Regions from separate parts of the Mus musculus genome. Here region 2 is linked to region 1. Evidence: chromatin loops called from intact Hi-C (ENCODE). Cell type or tissue: left cerebral cortex. All regions are shown on one strand.

What was found. A loop is a pair of places that touch in the nucleus more often than their neighbours do. Peaks named below come from ENCODE experiments on the same cell type or tissue, not always from the same donor. Only the 100,000 strongest peaks of a DNase experiment are listed, where the experiment ranks them.
Region 2: a loop joins it to region 1, with 2.4 times the contacts of the local background. A loop is called at or near these places in 9 of 42 quality-filtered maps.

The regions. Positions count from the first base shown.
Region 1 is chr7:118,204,580-118,209,579 of GRCm38, reverse strand. Smg1 (SMG1 homolog, phosphatidylinositol 3-kinase-related kinase (C. elegans)) reads left to right here. Exons shown (of 63, transcript NM_001031814.1): 5 at 1,499-1,557; 6 at 2,566-2,779. Among named protein-coding and RNA genes, the nearest start is that of Gm40454, 25 kb to the right of the region's middle. In left cerebral cortex, no CTCF peak of the experiment used is centred here; no DNase peak of the experiment used is centred here.
Region 2 is chr7:118,142,700-118,147,699 of GRCm38, reverse strand. Smg1 (SMG1 homolog, phosphatidylinositol 3-kinase-related kinase (C. elegans)) reads left to right here. Exons shown (of 63, transcript NM_001031814.1): 52 at 1,299-1,449; 53 at 1,543-1,732; 54 at 1,900-2,369; 55 at 4,308-4,442. Among named protein-coding and RNA genes, the nearest start is that of Gm25683, 8.3 kb to the left of the region's middle. In left cerebral cortex, no CTCF peak of the experiment used is centred here; a DNase peak (open chromatin) is centred at 2,891.

The DNA.
Region 1 (5,000 bases):
GTGTGCTCACACATAAAATACAACATAAAATACAACAGTGTGCTCACACATAAAATACAACATAAAATACAACAGTGAACTCACACATAAAATACAACAGTGTGCTCACACATAAAATACAACATAAAATACAACAGTGTGCTCACACATAAAATACAACATAAAATACAACAGTGTGCTCACACATAAAATACAACATAAAATACAACAGTGTGCTCACACAAAATACAACATAAAATACAACAGTGTGCTCACACATAAAATACAACATAAAATACAACAGTGTGCTCACACATAAAATACAACATAAAATACAACAGTGAACTCACACATAAAATACAACAGTGTGCTCACACATAAAATACAACATAAAATACAACAGTGTGCTCACACATAAAATACAACATAAAATACAACAGTGTGCTCACACATAAAATACAACATAAAATACAACAGTGAACTCACACATAAAATACAACATAAAATACAACAGTGTGCTCACACATAAAATACAACATAAAATACAACAGTGTGCTCACACATAAAATACAACATAAAATACAACAGTGAGCTCACATATAAAATACAACATAAAATACAACAGTGTGCTCACACATAAAATACAACATAAAATACAACAGTGTGCTCACACATAAAATACAACATAAAATACAACAGTGTGCTCACACATAAAATAATTCCTAAAGAAAGAAGGGGGAAGCTGGGCATCTCAGGTTAAGGATGTCTCTTGCAAAGGTCTTGAGTTTGGTTTCCAGCATTCGTGTTGGGCACCTCACAATTGCCTGTAACTCCAGCTCCAGGTGATTGGACACCTTTGGCCTCCAAGAACGCTTCTTCATGAATGCACATACACTTTGAAATAATAATGGGAAGAAGTGGAAAAGCCCTTAAGACAAACTTCAAAAGCAGTTAGAAAATATTCACTCTTAAATAATTTTCCTGATGTTAAGAACTTGATAGAGAAAATTACAAAGACTTAATACAGTAAGGCGCCTCCCCTCAAATTTCATTATTAAAAGTTTGATTAAAGAGCAAGTAGAAAGATGCGCAGTGAAGCTCTTGCTGTCAGCCCTAGAATCTGTCATCGCTATGTCACTGTATTCCTTTATTACGTCTCTCAATCCCCTTGCCATTCCATGTAAATGCTCTCCAGAGGCTGCCAGTTAAAATGAGCTTGGATGTATCTCGAAACTGATTATGACTCTTATTTCCTGTGAGTCAGTTTCTTTCATATCCCGAAGAGGGAAACATGCCATCCTCATGTGATTGAGGAATCTATGTGAAAGAGAGTCTTCTTTCCTAAACATTGGCTTCTGGAAAGGCGTGAGCTGATGCGCTATGAATGAAAGTTACTATTCCAGAGAGTTTTATACATGTAAACTGAGATGCTGCATAATCTGAATGGAAAGATAAGTTAAAGAATGTATACAGTGCTGTTTTTAAGTAGAATCTGAAGTTTCTCTCTATATTTTTTAAGGTACTAGTTAAACAGTTGGATAATATCTTGGCTGCTGTTCATGATGTGCTCAATGAAAGGTAAGTAATAATGGTCACATTTAGATGATTTTGAAGGTAATTATAAAAATAAAGTAAACATGATAAACTGTGGACCGTATCACTAAGACTTCTAACCTTGTTATGTAAGTTAATAATTATTGAATACAAATGGAATCTACTCAAAAGAGGCTCTTGTCTCCTAGACACTGGCTTGTGGAAAGACATGAGCTGATGCTTTCATGAATGAAAGCTACTGTTGCAGAGAGTTTTTAAAAATGCTTAGAGAGCAATGGGAAAGGGGAACTTTATTCTTTAAATAATCTCTAGGCTTTGCATAGGTGTGCAATGATTCCAAAGATTTGCAGTACTGAAATACACTCAGGGCCGGGCGTAGTGCTGCACGCCTTTAATCCCAGCACTCGAGAGGCAGAGGCAGGCGGATTTCTGAGTTGGAGGCCAGCCTGGTCTACAAAGTGAGTTCCAGGACAGCCAGGGCTACACAGAGAAACCCTGTCTCGAAAAACAAAACAAAACAAAAAACAAAAAAAAAACAACAGAAAAAAAGAAATACACTCAGTGTAGCAGATCACTGTTTTAGTTTACATAATTACTTAATGCTACACTTAATTGTAAGTTTGTGTGGTTTAGCTACTAAAAAATTTCCTACATTGGAGTCCTTACTTGGTGGGTATTATAGAGAAATGGAGTACATTTTCTAAAAACTCCCTCATGCCTCTTTCTGTGAATCAGTTATAACCCAAGCCTGGATATTAGCACTTCTCAGCTTTTTAATATTTTTTTAGTAAATGATTTCCTAAAGAAATCTCATGTCTGATAAAGGGACTTTTGAGCATTGTAGAACTCAGGAGGATACAGATGTAGAATGGGTAAAATTCCACCTTTTTATTTAGTTTGAGCTTTGGAAAGTTATTTAGGAATTCTTTAATACATGGGAGACAGTCTTTTGTAAGATGTATCATACTTTCATCCTTGAAAATTGATGCCTTTTGTATGTTTTTTGTTCCATTTGCATTAAAACAAACACAGTAGTAAGTTGCTTCAGGAGTTGAGGCAAGAGGGAGCTTGCTGTCTGGGCCTTCTCTGTGCTTCTCTGAGCTACGAGGCTGAGAAGATCTTCAAGTGGATTTTCAGCAAGTTTAGCTCATCTGCGAAAGATGAGGTGAAGCTCCTCTACTTGTGTGCCACTTACAGAGCGCTGGAGACTGTGGGGGAGAAGAAAGCCTTTTCTTCGGTGATGCAGGTGAGAGCCAGGGACCCACAATGCAGTGCAGTGAGGTAAAGGGCAGGCCTAGCTGCCTCCTGTTGAGGGCAGCACTGTGAAAATGAATGCCTTTTAAGTCCAAGTAAAGTTAGGGTTAAAGTAACTGAATTTTAGACATTTATGTCTTTTTAGTTTTTAGAAGCTTCCCTTTGAAGTTGCTTAATACTAGAGTGACTTGCAGATTTGAAAGTAGGAACTCTACTGTGAGAGTTCAGTCAGAGGCCGTCAGCATTTGAGAGAGACTAACGCTAAACATCACAGCTAATTTCTAAATCTTTCCCCCCCCCCCTTTAAAATTCCCTAAATTTAGATTTGATGTCAAAAATTATAAATCTAAATACTGCAAATACTTCTGAATATCTGGATATATAGAAAAGCTCATTCCCAACGTAGGTTTTTTTCTTTCTTTTTTGAATATAAGATGTCACTGTCTGCGCCACTGTTCTCTAATGTTTTACCTTTCTGCCTTGGCCCTGAGAGCCAAGGCTCTATGCTGGATCTGAGAAATATTTATATAACATTTTTGTTGAGGGAATGTTTGAAAAAAATAAGTTATTTTGTACCTGGAATAGCTGATGTCTATTTATTTATTTATTTGTTTAGAGGCAGAGTCTTACTATGTATTCTGCTTAGCTCAAAACCAAAGAGATCCTCCTGCTGCTGTCTTTTGAGTGCTGGGACTAGAGGGTTGTGATACTATGCCTAGCTTTGTTTGCTTTTTACAGCTCTCAAACTGCTTTATTTTGAGTAATTTAAAAAATATATGTATGTGTGTTTGTTTGTGTGAATGTATCAAAAACTGATATACATTTTTCCTTGATTATAGAAACTTATGAAAGTTTATAATAATTACTTGTAACTAAACAACATAGTAGCAAATTGGTCTAATTTTACATATAGTAGTATTTTCTAACTGCAGTTTGAAAGATTCCAAATCCACAGGAAGATATGTAGATCACTCTTTGTTTTTTTTGTTTGTTTGTTTGTTTTCTGAGACAGGGTTTCTTTTTACTAAGAGAGCTTGCTCTAGAACTTGCTCTGTAGATTAGTCAGGCCTCTGCCTCTAGTGTACTAGGATTAAAGAGTGTCACTCTACCTGCCTTAAATATTCTTTAACTCAGGCTTATCACTTTTTTTTTTTTTGTGGTGGGGAGTCAGGTGTTGCTGAAGATTATAATTATACCCCAGGCCTCATGTATATTAAGAATAGTACTGTGGAGGCATTTCGTCAGCCCCCACTTAATCACATTTTGCTAAAAGCTGTTTTATTGGTTTACTTTTTGTTTTTTAAGTCAGGGTCTTACTCTATATAGCCCAGGCTGGCCTGGAACTCATGGTGATCCTCCTGTACCTGCTTCCCAAATGCTGGAGTTACAAGGGGTACTACCGTATCTGTTTTTTTTCTTTATCTTTTTTGGTGTTGAGGTATGTGTGGTATTCACTTGTTTGGAGGACAGAGGTAGGTTTTGTTTTTTCTTTTGTTCTCCACCTTAGTTTTTTGAGCCATGGTCTCTCACTGCCTGGTCCATAAACCCCAGTGACCGCCTGTCTCCAGCTCCTCCTCCCATCATAGTGCTTGAGTTACAGACATTTGTCATTACATCTAGCCTTGAGTGGGTGTTAGCAAGCGAGCCCAGGTCCTCATGCTTATATGACTGGCACTTTACCAACCTAGCTTCCTATCTTCCATCTTCCTATCACTTACAATTGATTTTCACATACACACTTTACCAACCTAGCCATCTTCCTATCACTTACAATTGATTTTCACATACACATTTTTTGAGGAAGTATTTGAAGATAAATACATAATGAAAATTCACCCTGTTACTATTTTAGTACATATCACCGAAGAACAAGCCTATCCTCTTCTTTATCAGCAGTATTATTCATCTAAGGAAAGGTATTTTATTTTCTATACACTATGTGTCCAAATTTCTATAATTGTTCTTAAGGCACCATTTATATTTATGGTTCCTCTGACCCAGGAACCCACTTAAGATTCAAGCATTGCCTTTGGTACTGTGCTTTTAAAAGCTTCCTTATAAAAATAGTTTTACACGATCACTTTTTGTTTTATTGTATGCCAGCAGCCCCCCGCCCCCCCCCCCCGCGGCGTCCCCCCCCCCCCCCCCCTTGATGCATTGCAGGCAGGTTGTCCCTCTGTGGGACTTGAAGAATGATTTCCTGATTAAGGGGA
Region 2 (5,000 bases), 62 kb after region 1:
CTCACATGGAAAATTGCAAGTAGAGAGGAGGGAGGGAGAGGAGGACTTGTATCCACATGGGAAGTCATCTGCACAAGCTCATTCTGGTTTATGTTCTGTTCCTTGTTAATTTTGTTAGATGCTGCTGTGGAGGGTGTACATGCTAGTGTGCACATACAGAGGCCAGAGAATTGCTTTGTGGAGTCCTTGTGTCCACCTATATTAGGGTTGTGGATTCAACTCGTGTCATCAGGCTTCCATACTCTGATAGTAACTGCTTTAGCCATTGTGCCATTTTAACAGCTTTCCCTTAGTTATTTTGAAGTAGATTTTTTTTTCTTAAATAATTCAAGAAACACAATATGCATATAAACTTTTGTTGTTCCTTCAACAAAAAGGTAGCAATAATTCCTTCCTGAAATCAGTGCTGCCTTTAGGAATCCTCTGTTCTTTCCTTTTTAGCTGTAGTTGTGTAATAGTGTAACTAACAATGTAGACATGTTTCAGCTAAATGTGGCTTAAACTATTTATGTAATAGCAATATCATCATTTCAAGGAACGGTTACAAGTTAGGTTAAAGCTGTGTATGATTTACTGAATTTCAGACCTCTCCGTGATGTGTAGGTGTGGGTGCAGGTACATGTGCTCATGTATGTCCATCAGAAGTTGATGTCAAGTGTTCTCCTCTCTTGCTCTGCCCTTTTTTTTTTTTTTTTTTTTTAATAAATTATAAGAGTCTCTCATTGAGCCTAGGACTCTCTGATTGCCTGATTCCCCTGTCTTAGCTTTCCATTCCTGGGGTCAGAGGCAGATGGCTTCATGCCTTGCCATTGATGAAAGTTGTCATCTGACATGTTCTAAATCACACAATATTTTTATTATTTTAAGTTTTGAAGTGTACATAATCCAAAACTGTATATACTACAAATGGCAGGTACTTCCATTACTGACTAAAGTTTGTTCCAGTTACATTGCTGTAGCACCATTGCACCTGACAGTTGTACAGATCTACATTTTGGAATTAGGTTATTAGGTTATTCTTGATGTTCTTATATATTATATAGTAATTTCTAAAATGTCCTTCACGTTTACATAAAATTGAAATCACATAAATAGGTATTACACATAACCAAAACTGAGCTGGACTCATTGATTTCATGATAGAATTGTCACTAATACCATTTTCTCATAGAAGTTAGCATAATGGTAGCATGTTTCTATAGACTTTGCATAGATGTCTCTTAAGACTCAGACTTTTGTATTCCCCAAACAAACTCTCCTTCAGGTGAGGGTTTTAACACCAGTTTCTTTTTCTCTAGAATGCTACATGCTCAATATGGTGAATTAATCCAACCAAGAAATGGTTCAGTTGATGAAACACCAAAAATGTCAGCTGGCCAGATGCTTTTGGTAGCATTTGATGGCATGTTTGCCCAAGTTGAAACTGCTTTTGGCTTATTAGTTGAGAAGGTAAACATTAACTTTGCTTTATGTAAGGTGTGAGTGCAATAGTCATTGAATGTGAACAGAGGAAAGTGAGCATTCCTTTTTCCATTTGCATAGCTAAACAAGATGGAAATTCCTGTTGCTTGGCGGAAGATTGACATTATTCGGGAAGCCAGGAGTACCCAGGTCAATTTTTTTGATGATGACAATCACCGGCAGGTGCTAGAAGAGATTTTCTTTTTAAAAAGACTACAGACAATTAAGGAGTTCTTCAGGCTCTGTGGTACCTTTTCTAAAACATTGTCAGGTAATACTAGCATTCCTGCTTAGGTTGCCTCCATAGTACTATAGAAGGAATCATTTGGAGTATGCTTCATTTAACTGTGCACTTGTGAATTCTTTTTTTTTCTTATATGATCTTATTTCTTCAGGACCCATTTTAAGATAATTTTCATTTTCTTTCTATTTTTTTAGGATCAAGTTCACTTGAAGATCAGAATACTGTGAATGGACCTGTTCAGATTGTCAATGTGAAAACCCTTTTTAGAAATTCTTGCTTTAGTGAAGACCAAATGGCCAAGCCTATCAAGGCCTTTACAGCTGACTTTGTAAGACAGCTCTTGATAGGACTCCCAAACCAAGCCCTCGGACTCACATTGTGTAGCTTTATCAGTGCCCTGGGTGTTGACATCATTGCTCAGGTAGAGGCAAAGGACTTTGGTGCTGAAAGCAAAGTTTCTGTAGATGATCTGTGTAAGAAAGCTGTGGAGCACAATATCCAGGTAGGGAAATTCTCACAGTTGGTGATGAACAGAGCTACAGTGTTAGCCAGCTCCTATGATACAGCATGGAAGAAGCATGACCTGGTGCGCAGGCTGGAAACCAGCATTTCTTCCTGCAAGACAAGCCTGCAGCGGGTGCAACTGCACATTGCCATGTTCCAGGTAAGCAATTTGCTGTGTAATTTTCCTTACAGTTCGTGTATGAGAGTATAGAGAAAATATGTAAAGTACCTCAGCTGTGCCAAACCAAAGTGAACACTGTCAAGGGTTTTTTGTTTTCTTTGCAATTACTTTTTTTTTGTTTTGTTTTTTGTTTTTGCTTCTTGTTTTCAGTGGAATGGAGTTGGTTTCATGTTTAATGTCCTTTGACTTTCTTTTCAGCAGGACTGCATGATAAGCATTTTATATATTTATGTATTAATGAACAGTGAGTATTGTTTGTGAATGTAGTTTATAATGGTTGTATTTATTCATGGTGTAGGTAGGTCTGCATCCTGTATTGTTGAGTTTGTAATTAAATTTATCTCAAAATAGGTTTCACTGATGCTCTAAAAATACAGTGCATAGCTTTGGGTCTAAGTAAATCTGCCTTTATTTTGAAAAGTGTGTTTGGAAGAAGCCTCTTTTGTCAAAGCACAGGCTTTGGGATAAGATAGATGTGTATTACAGCCAAACCTAGTTCCGGCACCCTGCCTGTAGGTTGAGGGCGGAATCCCTTATGGAGGATGACTTGTGAGGGTTAGGCAACAATCTGTGAAGATGGTAAGAATGTTGTAATGGAACGTTGTAGCTTAGGAATGGCTTTCTTATTTATTCTTTTATAAATGTTGGCTTTGACATTATCAAAAGAATGCCAGTTTTCTTGAATCTGTTTTGGCATAGACACGGTTATTTTGTTTTACTTTTGTCAGTGATCAGAAGGAACTATGTTTCAGAGGATCTATTGGCAGTTTCATCATTGCTAGCTATTTTCCTACTTCATAAGTTAGGAAGAGAAGTACGTTCACCCTGAATCACATTGGCTGTGTATTAATAGTCCTGCTTCTTGCACATTGTCTATGGATTGGGGTAATGCTTTATGACTTCTTTCTTTGAAATGCTAAACATTTTGGATTTTATTCCCGTAGAAATGATCAGTGTTGGGGCTGAGGATGTAGCGTACTTATAGTTGGTAATGCATGCTCAAGGCCCAGGACACCCAGGAGTGCACAGACTGAACTGCGCTATATACTTGTTTGGCTGAAGGATCAGAAGTTCAAGCTTATCCTCCGCTATATGGCAGGGTTAAGATCAGTCTGGCTACATGAGACTTGGTCTAAAACCTTGTCTAAAATAATAGTAAGAATAGTTAATGAAAAACAAACACCAGACATTTAAAAGTGAGAGTTAATGTTGAGGGAAACTTGTTTAAATATGGGCACACTTTAAAATTTTAAGCATAATATATAACTACTGGATTATTTAGCTGGTGCTAGAAATTATGATTTCTACACGTTATGTCAGGCACATCACTAAACTACCCTAGCTCCTATAGAAGTTGTTGTCCCAATGACCCTTGTAACATTAAAAGGAAAATGTTTTAATAGTGTGTCAGAGTTTTTCTGTGCTATTATTTCTTTCAGTCTCTATCTAGTCTCCTTGCTAGACTCCAATACAAGTTCACTGCATCTTCTTATCTAGAGGTCCTCACACACACACACACATCACCAAGATAAGGGATTGTTGTTGTTTTGAAATGAAGCTCAAACTGACCTGGAAGTTGTTAATCCTCTTTTCTCCAGCTCACAAGTACTGGGATTACAAGTTTTTTTCCACCCGACCTAGAAAGGTCAGTTTTTGGGATTAGGTGCGCCAAATGTACTTACCAGATGTCTTAAGAATTCCTATTTGAATCCCATACATTAGTGATCTGTGATGTTTAACAGCTATCTTTCATGTCAGAGAAGTTGTCAGTTAGATGTGATATTTCTTTTATTCTCCCCAACTAATTGCCCCCTTATTGCAACTCAATTTTCTCCCAGTCTCACCTCATGTGGCTCTTTCCTTATTTATCCGAAGTTTTATTCTAATGGGTCTACATTCTTCTTTTTCTTTGAATAGTGGCAGCATGAAGACCTCCTTATCAGCAGACCACAAGCCATGTCAGTCACCCCGCCTCGGTCTGCAATCCTGACCAGCATGAAGAAGAAACTGCATGCTCTCAGTCAGATTGAGACTTCAATTGGGACGGTTCAGGTGTGTCTGACTGTCCTCCTACCAGCACATTCTGTTATACAAGTGTAACTTAGCATATCTGTGCCTATCTTCAGCTTCTAAGCCAAATAAATATAACTTAAGTCCTTTTCATACAGTATATTCTGATCACAGTTTTCTCCCTCATTTCTTCTCAGAGTCTTTCCACCTCCCCTCCCATACAACACTATGCCTTTCTCTCTTAAGAAAACAGACATGTGTTTTTGTTGTGTTTTGTTTTGTTTGTTGTGTCCTTTTCCAAGGCCAAGGGCTAGTAACTATTTATCTGGCATGTCTGTCTTGTAGATAAAGGATTAAATCTGTCCAGTGGAGCAGAGCATGGTTCTAAGTGATGGTTGACTGTATGCATCATCTCTCTGTGAAAGCTAAATATTTAGTTAATATTTTTAAAAAAGAAATTTGTCTTAAAGCTATATATTTGTGTGTATCCTTCATTTCTGAGATATTTGGTGGCATTCTTTTCTGATTATATAATTTAATAATATGAAATTCAGTACTAACATAGTATTTTAAAATTTGAAGTGAAACTTTCTGATATTC